Regions from separate parts of the Homo sapiens genome. Here region 2 is linked to region 1. Evidence: chromatin loops called from intact Hi-C (ENCODE). Cell type or tissue: IMR-90. All regions are shown on one strand. Links, peaks and the distances in the headings refer to the core of each region. The heading gives the core; the rest is flanking DNA.

The links. Hi-C counts contacts between places; a loop is a spot of excess contacts. Peaks named below come from ENCODE experiments on the same cell type or tissue, not always from the same donor. Only the 100,000 strongest peaks of a DNase experiment are listed, where the experiment ranks them.
Region 2: it touches region 1 in a loop (2.6-fold over the local background); 3 of 110 quality-filtered maps call a loop at or near these places.

Annotation. Positions count from the first base shown.
Region 1 is chr4:54,193,793-54,201,619 of GRCh38, reverse strand. No RefSeq gene overlaps it. Among named protein-coding and RNA genes, the nearest start is that of PDGFRA, 32 kb to the left of the region's middle. In IMR-90, for the core only: no CTCF peak of the experiment used is centred there; a DNase peak (open chromatin) is centred at 4,189.
Region 2 is chr4:54,114,335-54,121,819 of GRCh38, reverse strand. No RefSeq gene overlaps it. Among named protein-coding and RNA genes, the nearest start is that of GSX2, 18 kb to the right of the region's middle. In IMR-90, for the core only: no CTCF peak of the experiment used is centred there; no DNase peak of the experiment used is centred there.

The sequences.
Region 1 (7,827 bases), core at 1,617-6,616:
CCAGGCTGGTCTCGAACTCCTGACCGCAAGTGATTCTCCTGCCTCAGCCTCCCAAAATGCTGGGATTATAGGTGTGAGCCACTACACCTGGCCAAGGCCATAGTTTATATTAGGATTCACTCTTTGTGTTGTGCAGTTCTATGGGTTTTGACAAATGCATACCATCATATATCCACCACTGTAATATTACACAGAATAGTGATGCTTCACCCACATCCATTCCTCCCTCCCTCCTCCCCAACCCCTGGCAACCACTGATCGTTGTACTGCCTCTAAGCTTTTCCTTTTCCAGAATGTCGTATATGTGGAATCATAAAGTATGTATATGTAGCCTTTATAGACTAGCTACTTTTAGAAATATGCATTTGAGTTTCCTCCATGTCTTTTCATGAGTTGATAGCTCATTTCCTTTTTATCATCACATAACATTCCATTTTATGGATGTACTACCATTTACTCATTCACTTCTCAAAGGACATCTTGACTGTTTCCAGTTTTGGGCAATTATGAATAAAGCTGCTATGAATATCAATGTGCAACTTTTTGAGTAGACATAAGTTTTTAATTCATTTGGGTAAAAACCCAGGAGCACAATTGCTAGATCATGTAGTAAGACTGTTTAGCTTTGTAAGAAACTGCCGGACTGTCCTCCAAAATGGTTGTACCATTTTGCATTTACAACCAGGAATGAATGAGAGTTCCTGGTGCTCCACATCCTCACCCAGCATTTGGTGGTGTCAGTGTTTTTTAAAATATGTTTTTACCATTCTAATAGGTGTGCAGTGATATCTCATTGTTGTTTTAATTTGCAATTCCTTAATGGCATATAATGTATTGCATCATTTCATGTTTGTTCCATCTGCATATCTTTTTTTGTGAGGTGTCTGTTCAGCTCTTTTGTCCATTTTTAATTAAAATCTTTAATTGCTGAGTTTTAAGGGTTCTTGGTATATTTTGGATACAAATTCTTTATCAGATATATATATATACACACATATATGTATATATATGTGTGTGTGTGTATATATATGTGTGTGTATATATATATATATATATATATATATATATATATATATATATATATATATATGTTTTGAGATGGAGTCTTGCTCTGTTGCCAAGACTGGAGTGGAGTGGCACGATCTCGGCTCACTGCAACCTCCACCTCCCAGGTTCAAGCAATTCTCCTTCCTCAGCCTCCCAAGTAGCTGGGATTACAGACACCCACCACCACACCTAGCTAATTTTTGTATTTTTAGTAGAGATGGGGTTTCACCATCTTGGCCAGGCTGTTCTTGAACTCCTGACTTCGTGACCCACCCACCTCGGTCTCCCAAAGTGCTGGGATTACAGGCATCAGCCAATGAGCCTGGCCTAAATTCTTTATCAGATACATGTTTTACAAAGAATTTCTCCCAGTCTTGTCTTTTCATTCCCTTAAGAGTCATACTGTGGCCAGACACACCTCTAATCCCAGCAATTTTGGAAGCTGAGGTGGTGGATTGCTTGGGCCCAGGTGTTTAAGACCTGTTTGGCAACATGGCAAAACCCTGTCTCTACCAAAAAAAAATATAAAAAGACAAAAACAAAAAACAAAAATTTACCGGGCATGGTGGCACACGCCTGTAATCCCAACTACTCGGGAGGCTGAGGTGGCAGAATTGCTTGAGCCCTGGAGGTCTAGGTTGCAGTGAGTCATGATCATGCCACTGCACTCCAAACTGGGCAACAGAGTGAGACCCTGTTTCAATTTATTTATTTATTTTAAAGAAGAGTGATATTGTTTTGAATGCAGGTTAATAGTCCTTAATCCCCTGAGGTCGGTGTTGCCCAGTGCCATAACTTTAGGACTACCTTCTTTCACAAAATAGATGAGAAAGGAAAAAACAGAGTGGCTCACGCCTGTAATCCCTACACTTGGGAGGCTGAGGCAGGTGGATCACTTGAGGTCAGGAGTTCAAGACCAGCCTGGCCAACATAGTGAAACCCCATCTCTACTAAAAATACAAAAATTAGCCAGGCATGGCAACAGGTATCTGTAGTCCCAGCTACCTGGGAGGCTGAAGCAGGAGAATCACTTGGACCTGGGAGGCGGAGGTTGCAGTGAGCCAAGATTGCACCACTGCACTCTAGCCTCGGCAACGGAGCGAGACTCCATCTCAAAAGAAAAAAAAAAAAAGAAAGAAAGAAAGAAAGAAAAGAAAGGAAAAAACAGAAAAAAATATCCTGAAGAACTCAGAACAGTCTCTAAGTGCTTAGTTGTGTATGTTCATAGCCATGCTGATGCTGACAACAAATCCAAAAGGATCACACCAAACATTTTTTCAATTAAAAATTATAATAAATAACGTAAGGTAATACATAGGCTAATTAGCTTGATTTAGCCACTCCAAATTTCAAAACATTATGTTGTATGCCATAAATATATACAATTTTTATTTGTCAATTAAAAAATAGAAGATAAAATAATTAGGTAAATAGGCTCAAAAACATTTAAGAAATTACACGTGAATGGGGCTTCATTAAAAAAAATTCCATCCTAGCCAGGCACGGTGGTTTATGCCTGTAATCCCAGCACTTTGGGAGGCCAAGGCGGGTGGATCACCCGCGGTGAGGAGTTCGAGACCAGCCTGGCCAAGATGGTGAAACCTCATCTCTACTGAAAATATAAAAATTAGCCGGGCGTGGTGGTGGGCACCTGTAATCCCAGCTACTTGGGAGGCTGAGGCAGAGAACTGCCTGAACCTGGGAGGTGGAGGTTACAGTGAGCTGAGATCGTGCCACTGCACTCCAGCCTGGGTAGTAAAGCAAGACATCATCTCAAAAAAAAAAGAAAAAAAAATTCCATCCTAAGTAAATCTTTGGGAATAAAGGCTAGGTTTTTTCCCCCCTGCTTTTATGTCTATTGAGTTTCTTCGCTTTAGAATGAGCCTCTGCATTAATAAGATCCTCTGGGATCATATCCACAAAAGGGTATTAAATCCTTGAAGGGTTGTTATAAATCTTCTGTCTTGGCCACACTAATAGAAATCCAGCCTAGGAACACCTTCCTCACCCCTGAGCCCCTTCTCTAAGGAACTCTACAGTGTCAGTCAGTCATCCAAATCAATGACTTTACCCATCACCTACAGGCAGCCAGTCTGCCTGGCTGAACCATGGCAGTCATTCTGCCTCAGAAATAACTCTGATGGACAACCCGGGCAGGGAGGAATACGGGAAATTATAAGAAGGACCTAGGCATGGAGGTAGACCAGCTGAAAGTTTTCCAGGAACATTTGAAACACTCTTTTTTACACTTGAGACAAGTGACATGGTTTTCTTAATGAGCACATGCAGCCAAAATCCCAGTTCATATACTGGAAGGAAAAGTCTCATAGAACAAGCAGCAGACCTCTGAGGAATGGATTCAGAAACAATTCCAGACCCAGAATGTGAAAAGTTAGCTTTAAATACCCTGCTCTCAGACCACCCAGGAATGGTATCCAGACCTCATCCTGGCCTCTAGAGAATTCCCAGGGCCACCTGTCAAAGTGGCTTGTCAGGCATGGATAAAAATGCCATTGGGGGAAGGAAAATGCAACATAAAGCCTTCTAGCAGAGGAAATATGAAGAATAGTATTTTCTACACGACTGCGCTAAAGGGTTCATTTAAAGAAAAAAACACTTCTAACTATTAGGGAAAATTCCAGGTTAACTATACTTAAAAAAAAAAAAAAAGCCCAAAAATCTAGTAAATATTTTGCTGGGAAATTCACACTTAAAGAAATGGTCTTTCAGGCCCCTGGGGAGAAGGCATTAAGCTGACACATTTTTCAAATCAAAATGGCTGCTCTAAAAACATAAACCTTCAAAATGAACACCACAGAGAGCCCCTTTCTTCCTGTGCTGAGCACGCTCACTACCCACTCAGAGCGCCCTGTGCCAAGGCGAAGTCAAACCCCATAGAAACCTGATCCCCACTGTGGAGAAAACTGTGCAGCGCCCTTGTTTTCTGTCGTGCTTTGTTTTGTATTTCAGATGTGCTGGTCACATCTGTTCTTTATCTCCCCTCTTCCACTGTGATTTTGTTTACAGGATCCCAGAACAATGGGGACTGCAGAATCTCCACACAGATGACAGGAGACAAGGCTCTCAGGGGGTAGTCACTGTCTGCAAAACGTGGAGCCAAAGGCGTGGTTTTCAGAGTAGCTGCCAACACTCCAAGTTACTCAGGCTCATGGACCAGGAATGACTGGAAAGGAGACTGCCTTGTCTGGGGAAGATCCAGACCCACAGATGCAATTTTTTGAAAGTAATCTCTTTACAATGGCCTGCCCATCTCCTCTCTCTGCTTAGAAGTTTTTGTGTTCTGTAAGGAGCCTTCTAATGGGCTTCTGTCTGCCTGGGCTTCTGTCCCTTTGGTTCTCCCAGTCTGCTCTCTGTCTCTTTTGTTTCTTTCATCCCTGGATTCCAGGAAGTCAAGGTCAGGGCAGCTTACCAGTCCCTAAACACCATTATTTTGGCAGGATGCTTTGGCAGTGGAATGAATGCCTGCAGAAGGCCTCACCTAGTCACCCACAAATTCATGAACACAGCTGTGACTTTTCGAAGCAGAAGCCAGACTCTTAGTCTTTGTTTTTTATCTTTTTTTTCTTTTTTTTTTTTTTTTGAGACGGAGTCTCACTCTGTCGCCTAGGCTGGAGTGCGGTGACACCATCTTGGCTCACTGCAACTTCTGCCTCCTGGGTTCAAGCAGTTCTCCTGCCTCAGCCTCCCGAGTAGGTGGGATTACAGGCACCCACCACTACACCTGGCTAAGTTTTGTATTTTTAGTAGAGATGGGGTTTCACCATCTTGGCCAGGCTGGTCTTGAACTCCTGACCTCATGATCTGCCCACCTCGGCCTCCCAAAGTGCTGGGACTAGAGGTGTGAGCCACCGCACCTGGCCTGTTTTTCATCTTATTTTTAAAAGTCATATGTCGAGCAAGAAAAAATCTAGACTACAGTGTTACTCAAACTGTGGGTTGCTAACAGACAGTGCTCCTCATGGCTCTTACTACTGGTCAGTGGAGAAACGAAGAAATTGAGAGAATGCATTTAGAAAATTTCATAGTGCTTTCACAGAATAATCTTATGTCTCTTGAATCTAATAATAAAAATTGGGGAGCCTATATTTTACATGTCTTTGGTTTGCTATTTCACTTTTCTATTTATTCATTTTTAGTATATTTATAAGAATGTCAGTCCATAATGGCATGGAAATAATTCAAGAAGAAGGAAACCCTATCACACATAGTATGAAAAGCAAACCACAGACGATACAAAAAAAGAAAGAAAAAAAACCCACCAAACACTCATTTAGCCATTACCCAGCCTTTGTCAAAACTTAACATTTTATCATGTTTGCCTTTGCTTTTTTAATTTTTATTGATTGGTTGATTGATTGAGACAGACTCTCACTTTATCACCCAGGCTAGAGTACAGAGGCCCACATGGCTCATTGCAGCCTCAACCTCCTGAGCTCAAGGGATCCTCACACCTCAGCCTCCCAATTAGCTGGGACTAAAGCTCATGCCACCATGTTTGGCTAATTAAAAATTTTTTTTTGTAGAGACAGGGTCTCACTATGTTGTCCAGGCTGGTCTCAAACTCATGTGATCCTCCCACCTTGGCCTCCCAACGTGCTGGGATTATAGGCATGAGCCATCGCACCTGGACATTGCCTTTTTTTCTTTTTTTTTTTTGAGACGGAGTTTAGCTCTGTCACCCCCAGGCTGGAGTGCAGTGGCCCAATCTTGGCTCACTGCAACCTCCGCCTTCCTAGTTCAAGCAATACTCCTGCCTCAGCCTTTCGAGTAGCTGGGACTACAGGCATGCATCACCATGCCCAGCTAATTTTTGTATTTTTAGTAGAGACAGTGTTTCACCATGTTGGCCAGGCTGGTCTTGAACTCTTGACTTCAAGTGATCCGCCTGTCTTGGCTTCCCAAAGTGCTGGGATTACAGGCGTGAGCCACCATGCCCAGCCTAGCCATTGCCTTTTTTAAAGAGATTAAAAATTACACATTTTTCCTCACCTTTCCTCTCTTCCACCCTTCTCTTTACCCTTCCCTCCCTCTTCATTCTCTTTCTTTTCCCCCTCTTCCTCCTCTCTTCCATTCTCCTTCTACCCACCCCACTTCTCTTCTATTCCCTCCCCTCCCTCCTTCATCTGCCTTCCACTTCTCACTTCCCTACACTTCTACCTCCCTTCTCTCTTCTCCCCCTCCCTCTAATTTTTAGGTAAATTGAGCATGGTAGACCTCCAAGGTTGGGAGACAGAGGAATCCACAGTGGCCCAGCATGAGGAAGCAGAGCCTGGGCAGGATGCATAAGTGGGATGCCAGGTGAAGGGATGTGGGGTGTCAGCACCCAGGAGAGGTGAGCAAGTTGTCCATGAAGCAGGGCAGCCTCTGGCATGGGAAGTCAGGACTCAAACAGGAGAGAAAGCCTGTCACATGGGAGAATGAGATGGGATATTAGCCGTACTCCAGAGGATTGATCAAATAAATAAATGCGATAAGAATAATGACAGCCAGGTCTCTATGGAAATAAGGAAAACTAGGATAAATTCTGAATTGTTGAACCAGAATTAGATGTGTTGGTGAAAACTTAAAGTTTATCATATATAGAGATCAACGAATAATATAGTTTTAAATGTGTATATATGCATATACATTTCTATTCCCTAGCTCCGTGTGCCGAGAGCAGCGACACCCCATGAGCAATGAACACACCTAGTGCTCAGATCTGGTTTCTAAATATTGTTTTTCACTAAAAGGAATGAGGACTTCTTGGAGAGCTGGCAGATTCTAGAGTTAAGACTGAGAATGCACACGATGAGCCTGGAACATCTTGTACCAGAAATCAAGACAGTACTCCAACAATGATGAGGATCTGTCAAAGGACACAGAAGTGAACTTGAATGGGCTTCCCCTGGCCGGTGTGGTCAGGATTTGAACATTAAATTAAATAATTATAGTAACAAATTATAATCTATTTGCTAAAATAGAAATCATGAGCCCATTCAGATGTACATTAAAACATGAGTAAATTAAGAGTTTGAAGGGATGGGACATTTACATAGTTATTCATTATAAAGGAAAAGAGAGTCTCTTTACAGTGAAAAAGCGGGCAGACACCACAGTAATCATGTGATCCAGCTGAACATCATCATTGCTTGAGCCCAAGAGTTTGAGCCTGCAGTGAACTGCGATCATGTCACTAGACTCCAGCCTGAGTGACAGACCAAGATCCTATCTCTAAAACAACAACATTATTCTGGTTTCTTAGAGTGTGTTAAAAAAATTATACAAAATGAACATCATCAGTGTTAATTAAATAAAACTTAATAGGAGGGCATTGGTTCAGACTGGGCTCCTACCCTAGGCCTAACAGACCAAAATGGAGTTAAACCAAGCCAAAACTAAGTTGTTTATCTGACCTTCCAAGAAATCAGGAAAGAAAAATAGCCAAATCCCTAAACAGGCCAGTTTTATACAGCATGATAAGGAAGTCCCCTCTGCTTTAACCCTTACAAAAAGGTAATCTGGACTGGGTGTGGTAGCTCATGTCTGTAATTTCAGCACTTTGGGAAGCCGAGGTGGGTGGATCGTTTGAGACCAGGAGTTTGAGACCAGCCTGGCCAACATGGCGAAACCCCACCTCTACTAAAAATACAAAAATTAGCCGGGTGTGGTGGCACACACCTGTAGTCCCAGCTACTGTGGAGGCTGAGGCATGAGAATCGCTGGAACCCAGGAGGAGGAGGTTGCAGTGAGCCAAGATCATGCCACTGCACTCCAGCT
Region 2 (7,485 bases), core at 1,614-6,613, 80 kb after region 1:
TAGAAATAAAAGATATGAAGAAGACTACAAAGGAGAAACACACTGCATTGATGAGAGAACACTTAGTATTATACAATGTATATAATTATACAATTACACACTACACTTCACAACATCCCCCACATTTACCTACAGACTCAATGCTTTTCCTATAAAAATCCCAAAAGGAGTATTTGAGTAACTTAAGCTGACTCTAAAATTTATGTAACAGATAAAAGACCCCAAAATAATTAAAATAGCCCTGAAGAACAACAACAACAAAAAACATGAGTGAGGACATGCCCTGTCAGATAGCAAGACTTATCATAGATGACATAGTACTTAACACAGCTTAGTATCAGTTCAGATAGACAAAGTAATCATCTGAACAAAATTGAAAGCCTGAAAAAAAAGGCCCACACTTACGTGGACACTTGATTTATGACAAAAATGGTGAACTATTCAGTAAATGGTGTTGGGACAATAGGTTATGAAAAAAAACAAAGAAAATCATATACTTATATATCATACACAGAAGCAGTCTCTGCTGTATTATATACAAAACTTGAATTCTCTTAGAGAACGTTATAGGATAATATTTTTATAACCTTAAGGTAGGGAAGTATTTCTTAAACAAGATTGAAAGGCACAGATAAATTCAGCTACATTAAAATTAAGAACTTTTAGCCAGGCACGGTGGCTCACGCCTGTAATCCCAGCACTTGTGAGGCGGAGACGGGCGGATCACTTGAGGCCAGGAGTTTGAGATCAGCCTGGCCAACATGGTGAAACCCCATCTCTACTAAAAAATACAAAAACTGAGTATGGTGGTGCACGCCTGTAATCCCAGCTACTCAGGAGGCTGAGGCACAAGAATCACTTGAACCCAGGAGGTGGAGGTTGCAGTGAGCCAAGATCACGCCACTGCACTGCACCCTGGGTGACAGAGTGAGACTCTGTCTCAAAAAAAGAAAAAAAAAAAGAACTTTTGTTCTTTAAAAGGCACCATAGAGAAATAAAGAAGCTATTTGCTACACTTATAATCATTGAAGGGTTAGTATCCAGAATATCCAAAGTCCAAAAAATTAGTAATCCATAAAACAGTAAATCAGTAAAACACACATGATGCAATATAGTTCTGGACAGGAAGTATGAGCAGGCATCTCACAAAAGAGAAAATATGAATGGTGAAAAGAGATATGAAAGTTCCTCAAACTCACTAGTAATTAGCAAAATAAGACCATAAGGAATTATATTTTACACCCACTGGATTGCCAAAAGTTAAGAAGCCTGAGTCTACAGAGTTGGTGAAATTTTAGATCAACTGTAACTCATATATACAATTGTTGGGGCTGGGCATGGTGGCTCACACCTGTAATCCCAGCACTCTGGGAGGCTGAGGCAGGAGGATTGCTTGAGCCTAGACATTCAAGACCAGCTTGGGCAACATAGCAAGACCCTGTCTCTACAAAACAAAATAATAATAATTTAAAAAGTAACTGGGCATGGTGGTGCTTGCCTGCATTCCCAGCTACTTAGGAGGCTGAGGTGGAAGAATTGCTTGAGCCTGGGAGATTGAGGCTGCAGTGAGCTGTGATAATGCCTCTATACCTCAGCCTGGGTGACAGAGTGAGACCTCATCTCAAAAACAATAAATTAATTAATTAAATAAATAAAACCTCATCTTGGTAAGCTTCTTCTCAATACACAGGTGACTATATTTCCAGATTTTTAAAAAAATGTGGTTTCTTGGCCAGGTGTGGTAGCTCACACCTGTAATCTCAGCACCTTGGGAGGCTGAGGCAGGTGGATTGCTTGGGCTCAGCAGTTCAAGACCAGCATGGGCAACATGGTAAAATGCCGTCCCTACAAAAAATACAAAAAACAAAACAAAACAAAACAAAAAAATTACCCGATCATGTTGGCACGTGCCTGTAGTCCCAGCTACTCAGAAGACTGAGGTAGAAGAATCGCTTGAGCCCAGGAGCTTAAGGCTGAAGTGAGCCATGATCATGCCACTGCACTCCAGCCTGGGGGACACAGTGAGATCCTGTCTCAAAAGAAAATAATATATATATGTTTCTTTAAAGATATCTTTGGATTCTTTGAGGTTTTTACAAATACTAACATAATCTTCATCTCTTTAGCAAGGCTATCCACATTGACTCTGGATATATATCCAGGAGTAATTTTTTAAAGTTTACTTACAATCATAAAACTGTGTTTGCATTGCTCAGTAGCCCTGCATAGTTTACTAAAACAGTTCAAATCATTTCGACATAGTAACACCAGCTAATTATCACAAACTAATCACACTTGGAAGAATTGTTTCCTTGACTAACAATTGCCATATCTCAGAACCGTTACTTCTCAATAATATAAGCTCTTGGTCATTAGGATTGAAAAAAGAGGAGATGAGCTCATCATCATCTTTGGAGAGACAAGCAGGGGGCAAAAGCAACAAGACTGCATGTCCTGGCTATTTTCCCCAGAATAGATTCCAGTTTGCCTTTCTCCTAATATGCTCAGAATATAAACCAACACTTCACATTTGGTCTATTTCTTGCTTCAGTCATTACGCTTTCATTAGTGGACTTTTTAGTTCCTTTAATTCTTTATCTCTCACTAGCACTACTTTTTAATATTTCATTTTATAGTCTTTATTAGCTTATTGGTTGTATCTCTTTTTATTTGTTCTCTTTTGTCTGGGTTTGTGGCTTTGGGGTCTACAGTGTACATTCCTCACTTGTTCTTTTTTCTCTTTCTTTTTTACAGACATGATCTCACTTCCATCACCCAGACTGCAGTGCAGTGGTGCAATCGCAGCTCACTGCAGCCTGGAATTCCAGAGCTCAAGCGATCTTCCCACCTCAGCCTCTCAAGTAGCTGGGACTATGGGTACACACAACTACACCCTGCAAAGTCTACAGTGTACCTTCTTAACTTATCAGTCTCTTTTCAAATAATATTAGACTACCTTTTTATTGATTTATTTTTTAATCGAGACGGAGTCTTGCTCTCTTGCCCAGGCTGGAGTGCAGTGGTGCAATCTTGGCTCACTGCAACCTCTGCCTCCCGGGTTCAAGTGATTCTCCTGCCTCAGCTCCCAAGTAGCTGGGATTACAGGTCTGTGCCACCACGCCCAGCTAATTTTTGTATTTTTAGTAGAGACAGGGTTTCACCATGTTGGCCAGGCTGATCTCGAGCTCCTGATCTCAAATGATCCACCCAACTCAGCCTCCCAAAGTGCTGGGATTACAAGCGTGAGCCACCACACCTGGCCTAGACCACCTTTTGTAGAAGAATTTGGCCTATTATATAAAAGCCTTACAACAGTGTGCTTCCATTTTTCTCTCCCAGTTTCTGTGCTATTGTTGCCTTTTACTTTACTTCTGTATACACTTTATTCTCATTATTTACAGATTCTATATTTGTAAAGTCACCTACTTGCTACAATTTATTTGTAACTCCAAAATCTATATGGTAATTCTGTAATTATTTGTGAACATGCTCAGAGCAGCAAAATCTTTGAGTCCCTTGAGGTTCACAATCCAATCAGAAGAAATAAGGCAATGCCTGTCTTCTTTGTTTCAGCTCTTCTAATGTAAATAAGTGTCCTATTTTTGGTCTAGTTATTGCCACATTGTTTATATGTTGTGCTTTCCATGTAGATGATTTCACTGTTTAAAGTGGCCCCCCAAAAGACTTGTATACTGAAAACTATGAAATGTTGTTGAAAGAAATAAGTAAATGGAAAGACATCTGGTGTTCATGGAAGACTTGGTATTGTTAGGATGTCAATATTACCCAAAGTGATCTACAGATGCAATGCAATTCCTATCAAAATCCCAATGACATTTTTTTTTGCAAAAATAGAAAAGTCCATCTTAAAATTCATGTAGAATCTCAAGGAACCACCAAATAGCCAAAACAATCTTGAAAAAGAAGAAAGTTAGAAGTCTCATATTTTCTGATTTAAAAATTTTCTGCAAAGGTATGGTAATCAAAATAGACTGGTACTGGCATAAAGACAGATATAGAGACTAGTGGAAGAAAATAGAGAACTCAGAAATAAACCCTCTCATATGGTCAAATGATTTTCAACAAGGCTTCCAGCCATACTCAATAGGGAAAGGACAGACTCCTTAACAAATAGTGTCAAGAAAACTGGATGTCAGGCCAGGCGCGGTGGCTCACGCTTGTAATCCCAGCACCTTGGGAGGCCAAGACAGGCGGATCACCTGAGGTCAGGAGTTTGAGACCAGCCTGGCCAACATGGTGAAACCCCGTCTCTAATAAAAATACAAAAGTTAGCCGGGCGTGGTGGCACATGCCTGTAATCCCAGCTACATAGGAGGCTGAGGCAGGAGAATCACTTGAACCCAGGAGGTGGAGGTTGCAGTGAACCTAGATCATGCCACTGCACTCCAGCCTGGGCGACAGAGCGAGACTCTGTCAAAAAAAAAAAACAGAAAAAAAGAAAGAAAGAGAAAACTAGATGTCCACATGCAAAAGAATAAAGTTGGACCTTTATCTTATACCATATACAAAAATGGACTCAAGGCCGGGCGCGGTGGCTCACGCCTGTTATCCCAGCACTTTGGGAGGCCGAGGCGGGTGGATCACGAGGTCAGGAGATCGAGACCATCCTGGCTAACACAGTGAAACCCCGTCTCTACTAAAAATACAAAAAATTAGCCGGGCGAGGTAGCGGGCGCCTGTAGTCCCAGCTACTCGGGAGGCTGAGGCAGGAGAATGGCGTGAACCCCGGGGGGCGGAGCCTGCAGTGAGCCGAGATCGCGCCACTGCACTCCAGCCTGGGTGACAGGGAGACTCCGTCTCAAAAAAAAAAAAAAAAAAAAAAAAATGGACTCAAAATGGATTAAAGATCTAAACATGAGGCCTAGACCTATAAAACTCCTAGAAGAAAACATAGGGGAAAAGCTTCATGATGTTGGATTTGGCAATGATTTAGTGGATATCACTGGATAATGATAAATATTAGATAATGATTTCTTCCTTTGGATATGACACCAAAAGCACGAGCAACAAAAGAAAAAAAAGACAAATGGAACTACATCAAACTCAAAAACTTTTGCTCATCAAAGGACACAGTCCACAGAGTGAAAAGGGAACCTATGGAATGGGAGAAAATATTTTGAAATCCTATATCTGATAAGGGATCCAGAATATATAAACAACTACAACTCAACAACAATAAAAAAATCAAATAACCCATTTTAAAAGTGGGTAAAGGCATGGAATACTGTGTGGCTATAAAAATGAGTGAGATCGCCGGGTGCGGTGGCTCATGCCTGTAATCGCAGCACTTTGGCAGGCAGATAATGAGGTCAGGAATTCAAGACCAGCCTGGCCAACATGGTAAAACCCTGTCTCTACTAAAAATACAAAACAGCTGGCTGTGGTGGCAGGTGCCTGTAATCCCAGCTACTCAGGAGGCTGAGGAAGGAGAATGACTTGGAGCCGGGAGGTGGAGGTTGCAGTGAGCCAAGATCATGCCACTGCACTCCACCCTGGGTGACACAGCGAGACTCTGTCTCAAAAAAAATAAAAATAAATAAGATCATGTCCTTTGCAGCAACATGGATGGAGCTAGAGGCCATTATCCTAAGCAAATACAGAAACAGAAAGCCAAATACTGCATGTTCTCACTTATAAGTGGGAGCTAAACAATGAGTGCACATGAACACAAATAAGGGAACAACAGACACCAGGACCTACCTGAGGGTAGAGGGTGGGAGGAGGGTGAGGATGGCCAAACTACCTATCTGGTACTATGCTGATTATATGAGTGACAAAATAATCCGTACACCAAACTCCTGTGAGACACAGCTTACCTATATCACAAACCTGCACATGTAGCCCTGACCCTAAAATAAAAGTGAAAAAAATGGATAAAGGATCTGCTTGAGTAGACATTTCTCCAATGATAATACACAAATGACCATCAAGCATATGCAAAGATGCTCAACATGACTAATCATCAGAGAAAAGCAAATCAAAACCACAATGAGATATCACTTTACACCTCTTAGAATATCAAAAACAACAAACAAGCAAAACCCCAGAAAACAGCAAGTATTGGCAGGAATATGGAGAGGCCTGGACCCTTGAACACTGTTGGTATGACTATAAAATGGTACAACCACGGTGGAAAACAGTATGGTGGTTCTTCAAAAAGTTAAAACAGAACTACCGTATGGTCTAGCAATCCCACTTCTGAATATATCTCCAAAAGAACTGAAATCAGGGTTTTGAAGAGAGATTTGCAAACCCCTATATCTAGCAGCACTATTAACAATAGCGAAGAGTTGGGAACAAACTAAATGTCCATCCATGGATGAATCAATAGACAAAATGCAATATGTATGCACAATGGAATACTATGCAGCCTTAAGAAGGAAAGAAATCCTGTCACATGCAACAGCATAGATTACCCTTGAGGACATTATGCTAAGTGAAACAAGCCAGTTACAAAAGAACAAACACCGTGTGATTCTTCCTATATAAGGTATCCAAAATAGTCGAATTCATTGATATAGAAAGTAGAATGGCTGTTACCAGGGGATGAGGGAAAGGGAAAATGGGGAGATGTTGTTTAATGGATATAGAATTTCAGTTCTGCAAGATGAAAAAGTACTGGTGATCTATTTCATAACAATGTAAATATGCTTAACACTACTGAACCGTATACTTAAAAAAGGTTAATTATGGGCTAGGCGTGGTGGTTCATGCCTGTAATCCTAGCACTTTGGGAGGCCGAGGTGGGTGGATCACCTGAGGTCAGGAGTTCGAGACCAGCCTGGCCAACATGGTGAAACCCCATCTCTACCAAAAATACAAAAATTAGCTGGGCAAGGTGGTGCGCACCTGTAATGCCAGCTACTCGGGAGGCTGAAGCAGGAGAATTGCTTGAACACGGAAGGTGGAGGTTGCAGTGAGCCAGGATTACGCCACTGTACTCTAGCCTGGGCGACAGAGCTGGACTCAATCTCCAAAAAAAAAAAATATTGTTAACATGGTAACTTTTATGATTTGTTTTTTAACCACAATTTTTAAAATCTTATTTTAGTGCATATGTATAACTAAGATATACAGAAATTCCTGGCTCAGTGACCCTTCCAGATGCTTTGCCTTTGGGGGAGAAATCAAGTAGAAGTTCGGAGGGGCTAATACAGTTACACAGATCATAAAATATGCTGTGAGAGAAAAGAGGCAGAGTTGTTTGTCTATTTTGTGTTTTGGGCTCACATTTGCTCAAGAGCTTTATGTTTATCAATCAGATAATTAAAGAATATTTGCTTAAATATCACTTTGGTTTGCTGAAATCAACACAGCCTAAGGATAAAAACCTAGTTTTTCCTCAAATTTTGTCATTACAGGTTGAATTAAGTGTGTCCCCTCAGATTCACACATTGAAGTCATAACCCCCAGTACCTTAAGATGATACATTTTATGTTGTGTTTTTTACCGCAATGAAAATTT